Linked DNA regions of Homo sapiens: region 1 is linked to region 2. Evidence: chromatin contacts called from ENCODE Hi-C or POLR2A ChIA-PET data. All regions are on one chromosome and are shown on one strand. Each heading gives the region's core, a stretch centred on a gene start or an enhancer-like site at or near the end of the contact. The rest is flanking DNA. Distances are from core to core; before and after follow the strand shown. Region 1 holds the start of FAM171A1-AS1 (FAM171A1 antisense RNA 1). Region 2 has its middle 32 kb from the start of MEIG1.

Evidence for each region. A loop is a pair of places that touch in the nucleus more often than their neighbours do. ChIA-PET counts read pairs that join two places held with the same protein, here RNA polymerase II (POLR2A). Pooled maps may share reads with other maps.
Region 1: a loop to region 2 is called in a pooled map, with 7 times the contacts of the local background. The contact joins the promoter of FAM171A1-AS1 here to the enhancer-like site in region 2. A Hi-C loop is called at or near these places in 7 of 50 pooled maps. POLR2A ChIA-PET finds 5 or more read pairs at or near these places in 2 of 52 experiments (HEK293 and activated CD4-positive, alpha-beta T cell).

What each region holds. Positions count from the first base shown.
Region 1 is chr10:15,207,297-15,212,918 of GRCh38, reverse strand. FAM171A1-AS1 (FAM171A1 antisense RNA 1) reads right to left here and starts at 4,332. Exons shown (of 3, transcript XR_007062068.1): 1 at 4,248-4,332. LOC105376434 (a long non-coding RNA gene) reads left to right here and starts at 5,519. Exons shown (of 4, transcript XR_930699.2): 1 at 5,519-5,543. It overlaps LOC107984211 (a long non-coding RNA gene), which reads left to right and starts at 1,582. Exons shown (of 3, transcript XR_001747379.2): 1 at 1,582-2,626; 2 at 2,721-2,903; 3 at 3,720-4,662. FAM171A1 (family with sequence similarity 171 member A1) reads left to right here. Exons shown (of 8, transcript NM_001010924.2): 8 at 1-1,276. The coding sequence ends at 4. RefSeq lists a silencer at 2,804-2,853.
Region 2 is chr10:14,988,428-14,993,758 of GRCh38, reverse strand. No RefSeq gene overlaps it. Among named protein-coding and RNA genes, the nearest start is that of MEIG1, 32 kb to the right of the region's middle. RefSeq lists enhancers at 1,041-1,571, 1,572-2,103. Within about 2 kb of position 2,543, at least 3 of the 41 ENCODE cell types and tissues checked have a DNase peak (open chromatin) inside an H3K27ac peak, as active enhancers do.

The DNA of each region.
Region 1 (5,622 bases), core at 3,083-5,582, 220 kb before region 2:
ATGAGCTATCGCAGACCCACCTGACTGTGGAATATAAAATTGCCAAATATCCTTTCTCATGGAAGCGCGTACCCGTTCGTGGAGGAAACGGAACGGCAGCCCAGCCGTGGGACGGACGTGGACGTTTACTGCATTCCTGTTTGCCGTGTAAATGTTAGAAAGGAATTAAAGTTATTACTCGGAATAAAGGATGACTTTGGCGGATGTCGCCCCTGCAAGGAGGTGGCTGAAAGTGGTGTCCAGATGTCCTTCCGAGGACTCGGCGTATCCGCCACCAGGGACATTAAGAAACCGCACGTGATGTCGCTATGCTCTAACGATCACCTCAGTTCTCCCTCGGATTCTGGGAACAGATGAAACTTTTTGCATCGCTTGAGTCATTTTTATCACAATAATCCTACTGTGAAGCTGTCGTTGAGAACTTAGGTTGGCACGTAGCGTCTCAAGGTATGCGTTCTCTCAAAGGAAAGCTATGCATCGCTGCTTCGTTGTCTGATTTTGCTTAGATTTTGCTTTGGTTAGGTTGCGTTTTGGGGTTTGCCTTTTTTTGTTGTCGCTTAAATGCAATTTGGTTGTAAAGATTTGATTCCTTTGTGTTCATCTGTTCCGCTTCTCAGCGGTCCATCTCAGCGTCTCCCTTCAGGAACCGCTGAGTGTCCTCTCTTAACATCCAAGCCTTTTAATGAAATCGTACTGAAATCTGTATCAGCTAAGAGTCCTCCAATCCTGGTCCCATTAACTCCAAGTGCCTTTTTGACAGTGACAACAGACAGTCCCTCGCTTTTTGTTGTTGTTGGTTTTCTTAACCCCTTTAATGGAACTGCCTGGATTTTATACAGTTATTAAAGGATGTCTCTTTTGCTTTAAACTGCATGCTGCCAAGTGCCATTTGGGGTCAGCATCCTCGTTTCAACACAGTGTGCTCTCTAGTTATCATGTGTAACGTGGGTTCTGTTTAGCGAAGATAGACTAGAGGACACGTTAGAGATGCCCTTCCCTGCTCCATCCCTGTGGCACCATTATGGTTTTTTGGCTGTTTGTATATACGGTTACGTATTAACTCTGGAATCCTATGGGCTCATCTTGCTCACCCAATGTGGGAGTCTGGTTTGAGCAAGCGAGCTGAATGTGACTATTAAAAAAAATTTAAAAAAAAAAAAGAAAATCTTATGTACTATCCAAAAGTGCCAGAATGACTCTTCTGTGCATTCTTCTTAAAGAGCTGCTTGGTTATCCAAAAATGAAAATTCAAAATAAACTCTGAAGAAAAGGAAAACTGTCTTTGTGGTCATTTGAATTCATTCTGAGTCATTATCTGTTTCAAAGTTGTTATTAAGACTTTGTCAGGCCAAGCATGGTGACTCACACCTGTAATCCCAGCACTTTGGGAGGCCAAAGGAGGAGGATCACTTGAGCTCAGGATCACTTCAGCCCATCTCTGTGAAAAAAATTTTTTTAATTACCTGGTTATAGTGGCTCATGCCTGTAGTCCCCACTACTTGAGAGGCTGAGGTGGGAGGATGGTACTGCTGCACTCCAACCTGGGTAAGAGAGCAGATCCTGTCTCAAAAAAAAAAAAAAAAAAAAAAAAAAAAAAAAAAAAAGTCTTTGTCATTGTTTCCTTGGTGGCAGTCTGCAACGCAGTTGTCAGACTTGTATTTGGAGACCCACCACCTAGACACCTAGGAATTTCCTCTAGGGTTAAAATCTATAAAAATCCACCTTTGTCTGTAGTTTTGTTCAAGAACACCAAATAACATTTTGATGTGTTTCAGGTAAAGAGGGATGTCTGCACTTAACAAGAATCTGATGTTTTATGGTCAGTATTGATCCATCTTGGAAGAGCTTCAAGAAGATATCATTAGAATGACCAGAATCCTCCCAGATGTATAAAACTATTCATCAAAATAAAATCATTAATGGAGGTGTTGGGACATAACTGGCAGAAATAAATTAAGCCAGCTATGTTTACAGTCAACAAAATCAGTATTTGTGAATTCCATGCAGGCAAAGAACTAATCACAGTGGTTTTGATGATTTTCATTCTCAAGTGGTGGTGTTGCCTGTTTGGCTTTTAAGGGGGAAAATAGTTGAGCAAGTCCTTGACAGTGGGACAGCTAGCCAGATGGGAGCCTGGGGGCCTAAGGAGTGAGACGCCCTTTGCGCGGGAGTGGACATCTCACCAGTAAGTGGCAGGGGCATCCTTGCAGACCTGGCTAAGACTCCAGGGAGAAGGCGTTGGTCAGCTCCCCTGAAAAGAATAAGGAAGTTGCTCCTCCAGGAAAATCCAGGGCCAGACCTAGATGAGGAGGGACGAGGGAGGAAGTCCCGGAAGACCTCTCTGCTGTCATTGACCCCAGTCCTTTGCGGCTCTAAGGTTGCCGCCAATGGAATCACCTCCTTAAAACGTCAGTTTCTAGAAGAGCCTCATTTAATGCATGTTACCTGGGAAAGTCGGGTAGCACATTAACTGTAAGCGCTGATCCTGAGAGATCTGGCAGGAAGATGGGGGTGGAGAAGACTGCTTTGCTGACTCCTCCTTAGGTGAGACTCACCTGGATGGGCCCCGATGTATTAAGCAGCCAGCAGCAGTCACAGCATGCCGTGTGCCGAGGACAACAAGCAGGTGGGTTTGCAGAAGGGCAACTGGGTCGGCTGAAGATTTTTATCACATTTTAACAGTTGTCCTAACTGGGGCTCAGTGGTTCTCATTTTCTCAGGATGCCAACGCTGATCACTAGAGTGGGATTCTCTGAATGCAGCACCGTGGCCACAGACTTTACACATTTATCCTCTCTCTCCCCACGGAGGGTGGAAGGGTGAATATGTCACAGTATTCCAAATCAGTTACGTGGTCTGAAGGACGACAGCCATCAAAGGCATCTTGCTCCCGCCCCCTAGTGGTGAGTTTTCCCCACCTGTAACGGTTTAGTCCAGACACACAGGGCCACTCTGGGAAAGTAGGGGTGGGCGTGCACAGGGGTGAATCTGCCACTGGGTCTCTCCCCAAGGTGAGGTGGGTGGAGAGAAGGGGACTGAGGTTCCTGGAGTCTCTACCTGGAAACAATGTATTGGAAACAATCATTGCATTCAATCCTCAAAATCTTTCAAGGAAGGAATGTTTATTCTTCTTTGTTTTGCACTGAAGTTGAGGCTTAGTGGTTAAGTAATTGAGGTCACCCAGCTAGAAACAGTGGTGCACGGCTTAAACAGCCAGCTCTCTGGAAATGAATGCACTTAAATTATAAATGTCCCTGATAAAGGATGCATAGGACAGAACTTACAAATGGAATACATAATAATCTGTATAATGAAATACATAAGGCTGGGCGTGGCAGCTCAGGCCTGTAATCCCAGCACTTTGGGAGGCTGAGGTGAGTGGATCTCTTAAGGTCAGGAGTTCAAGACCAGCCTGGGCAACATGGTGAAACCCTGTCTCCACTAAAAATACAAAAATTAGCTGGGTGTGGTGGTGGGTGCCTGTAATCCTAGCTACTCGGGAGGCTGAGGCAGGAGAATTGCTTGAGCCCGGGAGGCAGAGGTTGCGGTGAGCCGAGATCACGCCACTGCACTCCAGCCTGGGCAACAAGAGCGAAGCTCCGTCTCAAAAAAAAAAAAAAGAAAAGAAAAGAAAAGAAAGTGTGTGCCCTAAGCTCTGCCAGGGGATACACAACATCATTTAAGTGATAGTGACCCTGTGCATTTGGAACTTTATTTAGGATAAACTAGCACAGACAAATGCAAAAACAAAGAGGCATCGCACCCAAGAAAATGAAACCAAAACCAAAAAGGAAGGAAACCAGAAAGCCACAGAATGGTACGTAGGCCACAAGCATGACAAACTCAGTGTGATTTCTTGTGTTCACCCTCTCACAGACATCGCTTATGCAGGTGTTTAGACCTAGAGGACCTCATAAAAATGAGTAAAGTTAGAAATGGGGGGTGATTTTTCAACCATATTGATATTCCACGATTTCTTGTTTGCTGCATTGACACCATAGTTAAAGCAAGTTGCAATTATGTCTTGGGGACTTTTATGACATCACAGAGAACTTGAAAAGGGCATGATGGTTGTCATGGTCCTTCAAACAGGAGAAGGCAGTGACAAGGAGAAAGGCAGTTGCTCTCATAGATCAGGGAGAAAGCCAGCTAAACTCCAGGCGAAATAGAAATTGCAAGTCTTCTCCTCCCCGCCAAAAAAAAAAAATGATTTTCAAAGCTGTAATTGTAAATATACACTAAAATACCTGGCAAATGTTTTTTCCATTCTTCGCAGCCATTGTGAGTTGTTTCAGGTTGGTATTTTGGTACCTTCAAAGTGGCTCATAATTCTCGCATTGCTAGGCTTTTGCACCTTAACAGGATGGGCAGGAATAGAAGAACCTGAAAGAGGCTTGGTGGTCTCACAGCAGAGGAAATTGAAGGCTGAAGTCACAAGTGTTGTGTTGACCTTTCCACATATGCAATGGGTGACCACACAGAGGTGGGCCTCATCTCCTGACACTCGGCCCAGTGTGCAGCCACCTCTGCATGCTGCTGCCCCATCTCACCTCACTGGCACCCTCTGCTATCTGTCTACAGTATGCATTCAGCACTCCATAATGAGGGTCTAAGGCATAAGTAAACCATGCTAATTATTAAAATCTAGGATTTGGAGAAGAAGCTCTGGGTGTCAGGCCTGGCTCTGACCAACAGACAGGTGACTCACTTCTGATGCTTTAGCAAGAGGTTGGGGGTATTTGCTCTCCTCACCTCTGGGTGAGTTGAATTCAAGTGAGACAATACATATCAAAGTTTTTGTAAGTTGTAAATTACAAAAACAGTTTATTTCTCTGAACTATTACTAGTATCTTACAGTTCCCTAATCTTGTTGCTCTAGTGTGACAATGGTCATTTTGGGGCTATATCAGCTGCTTCTCAGCTACTTTTTAAGGAAAATGGTAGACAAAACAGTGGCATCTCTTTTTCCCCATTCTATTACTTTTGTTTGTTTGTTTTTTTGAGACAGAGTCTTACTCTTTCACCCAGGCTGGAGTGCAGTGGCGCTACCTTGGCTCACTGAAACCTCTGCCTCCTGGGTTCAAGAAGTTCTCCTGCCTCTGCCTCCCTAGTAACTGGGACTACAGGCATGTACTACCATGGCTAACTTTTGTGTTTTTAGTAGAGATGGGGTTTCACCATTTTGATAGTTACTACTGAATGTCAATTTGATTGGATTGAAGGATACAAAGTATTGATCCTGGGCGTGTCTGTGAGGGTGTTGCCAAAGGAGATTAACATTTGAGTCAGTGGGCTGGGAGAGGCAGACCCACTCTTAATCTGGGTGGTCACCACCTAATCAGCTGCCAGCACAGCTAGAATACAAAGCAGGCAGAAAAATGTGAAAACAGAGACTGTCCTAGCCTCCCAGCCTCCATCTTTCTCCCGTGCTGGATGCTTCCTGCCCTCGAACATCAGGCTCCAAGTTCTTCAGTTTTGGAACTCGGACTGGCTCTCCTTGCTCCTCAGACTGCAGACGGCCTATTGTGGGACCTTATGATCATGTGAGTTAATAATAAACTCCCCTTTATATATACATATGTGTGTATATATGTATGTGCATGTGTGTGTGTGTATATATAT
Region 2 (5,331 bases), core at 1,294-3,793:
ATAGCGGTGCTGAACATTCGCTAGTAACTGCCCCGGTCGCCCCCTTATCCAAAAAGACTGTTGACGTCATCGGAGCCACGGGGGTTTCCGCAAAGCAAGCTTTCTGCTCGCCTCGGACTTGTACTGTAGGAGGACATAAAGTCATTCATCAGTTTTGGTACATGCCTGACTGTCCCTTGACCTTTTCGCGAAGGGACTTGCTCAGCAAGCTGAGAACCACTATCTGTTTGACAGAGCATGGCTCTTCGTTGCTAAGATTACCCAGAACGGGAGTCATTATGACCCTTATGGTCCCCCAAGAGGAGGAATGGAGACTTTTCTGAACGGAGCCGAGCCAAGAGAGAAGACCAGCACTGGCTAAGCGGTGGCCAAGAGTACGGGCAGAAGACAACCCTCCGGGATTTGCCAGTTAATACTGGGGCCCAGCCGGTGAGGCAAAAACAGGAGCCGGTCCCCAGAGAAGCCCTTCAAGGTATCCAGGTCCGTCTCAAGCACCTAAGAACTTTTGGAATGATTGTTCCTTGTCAGTCTCCATGGAACACTCCCCTCCTGCCTGTTCCCAAGCCACGGACCAAGGACTACCAGCTGGTACAGGATTTGCGCTTGCTTCATCAAGCTACACTGACTTTCCATCCAACAGTACCTAACCCGTCCACATTGTTGGGGTTGCCGCCAGCTGAGGACAGCTGGTTCACCTGCTTGGACCTGAAAGACGTTTTCTTTGCTATCAGATTAGCCCCTGAGAGGCAGAAGCTGTTTGCCTTTCAGTGGGCAGATCCGGAGTCAGGTGTCACTACTCAGTACACTTGGACCGGTCTCCCCCATGAGTTCAAGAACTTCCCCACCATCCTCGGGGACGCGTGGGCTCGAGACCTCCAGAAGTTTCCCAGCAGAGACCTAGGCTGCGTGTTGCTCCAGTAGGTTGATGACCTTCTGCTGGGACACCCCACGGCAGTCGGGTGTGCCAAGGGAATAGATGCCCTACACCGGCACCTGGAGGACTGTGGGTAAAAGGTGTCCAAGAAGAAAGCTCAGATCTGCCGACAGCAGGTAGGTTACTTGGGATTGACTATCCGACAGGGGTCGGAACGCAACCTGGGATCAGAAAGAAAGCAGATCATTTGCCATCTAGCGGAGCCTAAGGGCAGAAGGTAGGTAAGAGAATTCTTAGGAGCTGTGGGCTTTTGTAGACTGTGGATCCCAAAGTTTGCAGAATTAGCCAGCCTTTGTATGAGGTTACCAAGGGGGCGGGGACCGGGAACTTTTGGAATGCGGATCCCAACAACAGCAAGTCTTTCATGAGTTAAAGGAAAAACTTCTGGCTGCCCCAGCCCTGGGGCTACCCGATCTGACAAAGCCTTTTCCATTGTATGCATCAGAGAGAGAAAAGATGGCAGCTGGACTTTGATCCTAAACTGTGGGTCCCTGGCCGAGGCCGGTGGCCTACCTCTCTCAACAACTAGACGGGGTTTCTAAAGGATGGCCCCCCTGTTGGAAGGCCTTGGCAGCAACTGCCCTGCCAGTACAAGAAGCAAATAAGCTGACTCTTGGGCAAAACTTGAACATAAAGGCCTCCCGTGCTGTGGTGACTTTAATGAACACTAAAGGACATCATTGGCTAACGAAAGCCAGACTCACCAAGGACGAAACTTTGCTCTGTGAAAGTCCCCATATAACCATTGAAGTTTGTAACACCCTACACCCCGCCACCTTGCTGCAGGTATCAGAGAGCCCTGTCGAGCCTGATTGTGTAGAAGTGTTGGACTCAATTGACTCTAGCAGACCTGACTTCCGGGACCAGCCTTGGGCATCAGTAGACTGGGAACGATATGTGGATGGGAGCAGCTTCTTCAACCCCCAAGGAGAGAGAGGTGCAGGGTATGCAGTGATAACCCTGGGCACTGTTGTTGAAGCCAGATCATTGCCCCAGGCCACTTCAGCCCAGAAAGCTGAACTCATTGCTTTCATTCGGGCCTTAGAACTCAGTGAGGGTGAGACTGTCAACATTTACACTGATTCTCGGTATGTCTTTTTAACCCTTCAAGTGCATGTAGCGTGATAGAAAGAAAAGGGCCTATTGAACTCTGGGGGAAAAGACAGAAAATATCAACAAGAAATCTTCCAATGATTAGAAGCAGTATGGAGACCCCACAAGGTGGCAGTTAAGCATTGCAGAGGACACCAGCGAGCTTCCACCTTGCTGGGTTTGGGGAATTCCGGCGCTGACTCAGAGGCTCGAAAAGCAGCATCTGCCCCCTTCTGGGCATCAGTGCTCCCTCAAGCACCTGATCTTGGACCTGCTTCTTCTAAAGAAGAAAAGGACTGTCTCCAGGTAGAGGGAAGGACAAGTGATGGAGGAAGGATGGATTCGGTTACCACATGGGAGAGAAGCTGTGCCACAGCTGCTAGGAGCTGCAGTTGTACTGGCTGTGCAAGAAACCACCCATCGAGGTCAGGAGTCACTGGAAAAGTTGTTAGGCCGGTATTTCTACATCTCGCCTTTGTCAGCCCTTGCCAAAACTGTGAGGCAGCGGTGTGTTACCTGCCGACAGCATGATGCGGGGCAAGGTGCAGCCGTTCCGCCCGGCATACGAGCTTATGGAGCAGCCCCCTTTGAAGGTCTCCAGGTGGACTTCACAGAGACGCCCAAGTGTGGAGGTAACAAGTATGTACTAGTTCTTGGGCGTACCTGCTCTGGGTGGGTGGAGGCCTATCCAACATGAACTGAGAAAGCTCATGAAGTAACCCCTGTGCTTCTTCGAGATGTGATTCCTAGATTTCGACCGCCCTTACGGATCGGCTCAGACAACGGGCCTGTGTTTTTGGCTGCCTTGGTACAGAAGACGGCAAAGGTATTGGGGATCACATGGAAACTGCATGCCGCCTACCGGCCTCAGAGTTCCGGAAAGGTGGAGCGGATGAATCGGACTTTCAAAAACAGTACTATTGTCTTTCCCGCTGGATATGTAAAACAACACCACAAGGGGCGTCAAACCACCTGCTAAATTTGAGGGAATATTATCCTCTGCCCCCCTCCCCCGGCCCCGGACATTAGAGACAATAACACAGGGGTGATGTACACCCACTGCTTTATTGGGAGTAATATCATCCTCTCCCTTCTTGGATATTAGGAACAATATCACACTGTGCGTGTACGCCTGTCGCGAAATTCAATGGAATGTCATCCTGCGCCTGCCTGGATATGACGAACAATATCACGGGGGATGTACAACTTCTGAGATACTGGGAGTGATACCACCCTCTCCCCTCTGGAAGTTAGGGACAATATCACAGGGGTAGTGTACAGCCTCTGGGATGTTGGGACTAATATCATCCTCCCGCCCACTGGATATTAAAAACCATATCACAAGGGGCGTGTACACACACTTCGATATTGGTATGAATACCATCCTCTCCCTCTTTGGATATTCGGTGCCATATTTCAGGTGGGGTATACACCACCTACAATATTGGCAGTAATATGATTTTCTCCCCCCCCTGGATATCAGAAACAATATCACAGGGGGTTGTGAACAATCCCTGCGATATTTGGAGTAATATCATCGTCTCCCCTCATGATTATTAAGAACAACATCGTAGGGGTGGGGGATGTACACCCCCTTTCATATTTGATATCATCCTCTTCCCCCCTGGATATTAGGAACAATATCAGGAAGGGATGTACAGACTCTGCAACCTTTGCGGTCATAGAATTGTCTGTCCCCTAGATATTAGGAAAAAATGTCACTGGGGATGTGAACAGCCCTGTGATATTGAGAGTAGTATCATCCTGTCCCCCCTTGCATATTGGGAACAACATCACAGGTGGGGTGTACTGCCTCTGTGATATTGGGAGTGAAGTTTTCCTCTCTTCCCCTGGACATTAGGAAGGGTATCAGAGGGGGAGTGTGTACATTCCCTGCGTTATTCAACGTAACCTTATCCCCTCCCTCCCAGGGTATTCAGAACAATATTACAGGAGGGGTGTACACCCTCTGCGATATTGAGAGTCATATCATCCTCTTTCACTCTGGATGTTAGGAACAATATCACAGAGTTGCGTACACCCCCTGCGATATTGGGAGTCATATCATCCTCTCTCCCTGTGGATATTAGGAAGAGTATCACAGAGCTGTGGAAACCCCCTGCGGTACTGGGAGTAATATCATCCTCTCTCCCTCTGAATATAGGAAGATTTTCACAAGGGTGTGTACACCCCCTGCGATATTGGGAGTAAGATCATCCTCTCCACCCAGGAAATGACTAACAAGGTCACGGGGGAGTGTGCTTCCCCTGCGATATTGGCAGTAATGTCATCCTCCCCAAACCTGGATGTTAGCAACGAGATCACAGAGGGGGTGTACACACCCTGCGACATTGGAAGTAATATGATCCTCTCCCCACCTGGATACTGGGAAAGATAGCACAGCGCGGGTATACGTTTCCTACGCTGTTGGGAGTAACATCATTCTTTTCCTTTCTGGATATTAGGAAGAATATCACAGGGGTACTGTACAATTACTTCGATATTGGGAGTAATATCATCCTCTATTTTCCCGGATATTGGGCACAAAAACACAAAAGGTTGTACAACCCCTGTGATATTGAGAGTAATAACATACTCTCCTTCCCTGGATGTTAGAAAACAATATCATCAGGGCTGAACACCCCCCGCGATAATGGGAGTCATGTTTACTCTTTCACAGGCCATTTGGAACAATATCACAGGGGGCGTTTACAAACAGGGGTGGTGTACACCCCCTGTTATATTGGGAGTAACATCATTCTCTCCACCTCCGGATATTAAGAACAATATCCCGGCGGGAGGTGGTACACCCCCAGTGATATTACGAATAATGTCATCCTCTCCTTCCCTGGATATTAGGAACAATATCACAGGGGGGTGTACACCTTCTGTGATATGGGAAGCAATATCATCCTCTCCCCCGCTGGATAATAGAAAAAAAATCACTCACAGTGTACACCCACTGTGATATGAGGAGTAATATCTTCCTAGGGTATTACAAATAATTTCACAGTCTGTACACACATGGTGTACACTCACTGTGATATTAGGAGTAATATCTACCTAGTAGATAACAAATAACATCGCAGGGTGTACACCCACTTTGATATTAGCTGTAATATTTTTCAAAGTTGTTACAAATAAGATCACAGGGTGTACAAACATGGTGTACACTCACTGTGATATCAGGAGTCGTATCTCTGTAATATATTATGAATAATATCACAGGTTGTACGTCCACTGTATTATTAGGAGTAATATCTCTGTAGGATATTACAATTAATATCACAGGGTGTAGAGCCACC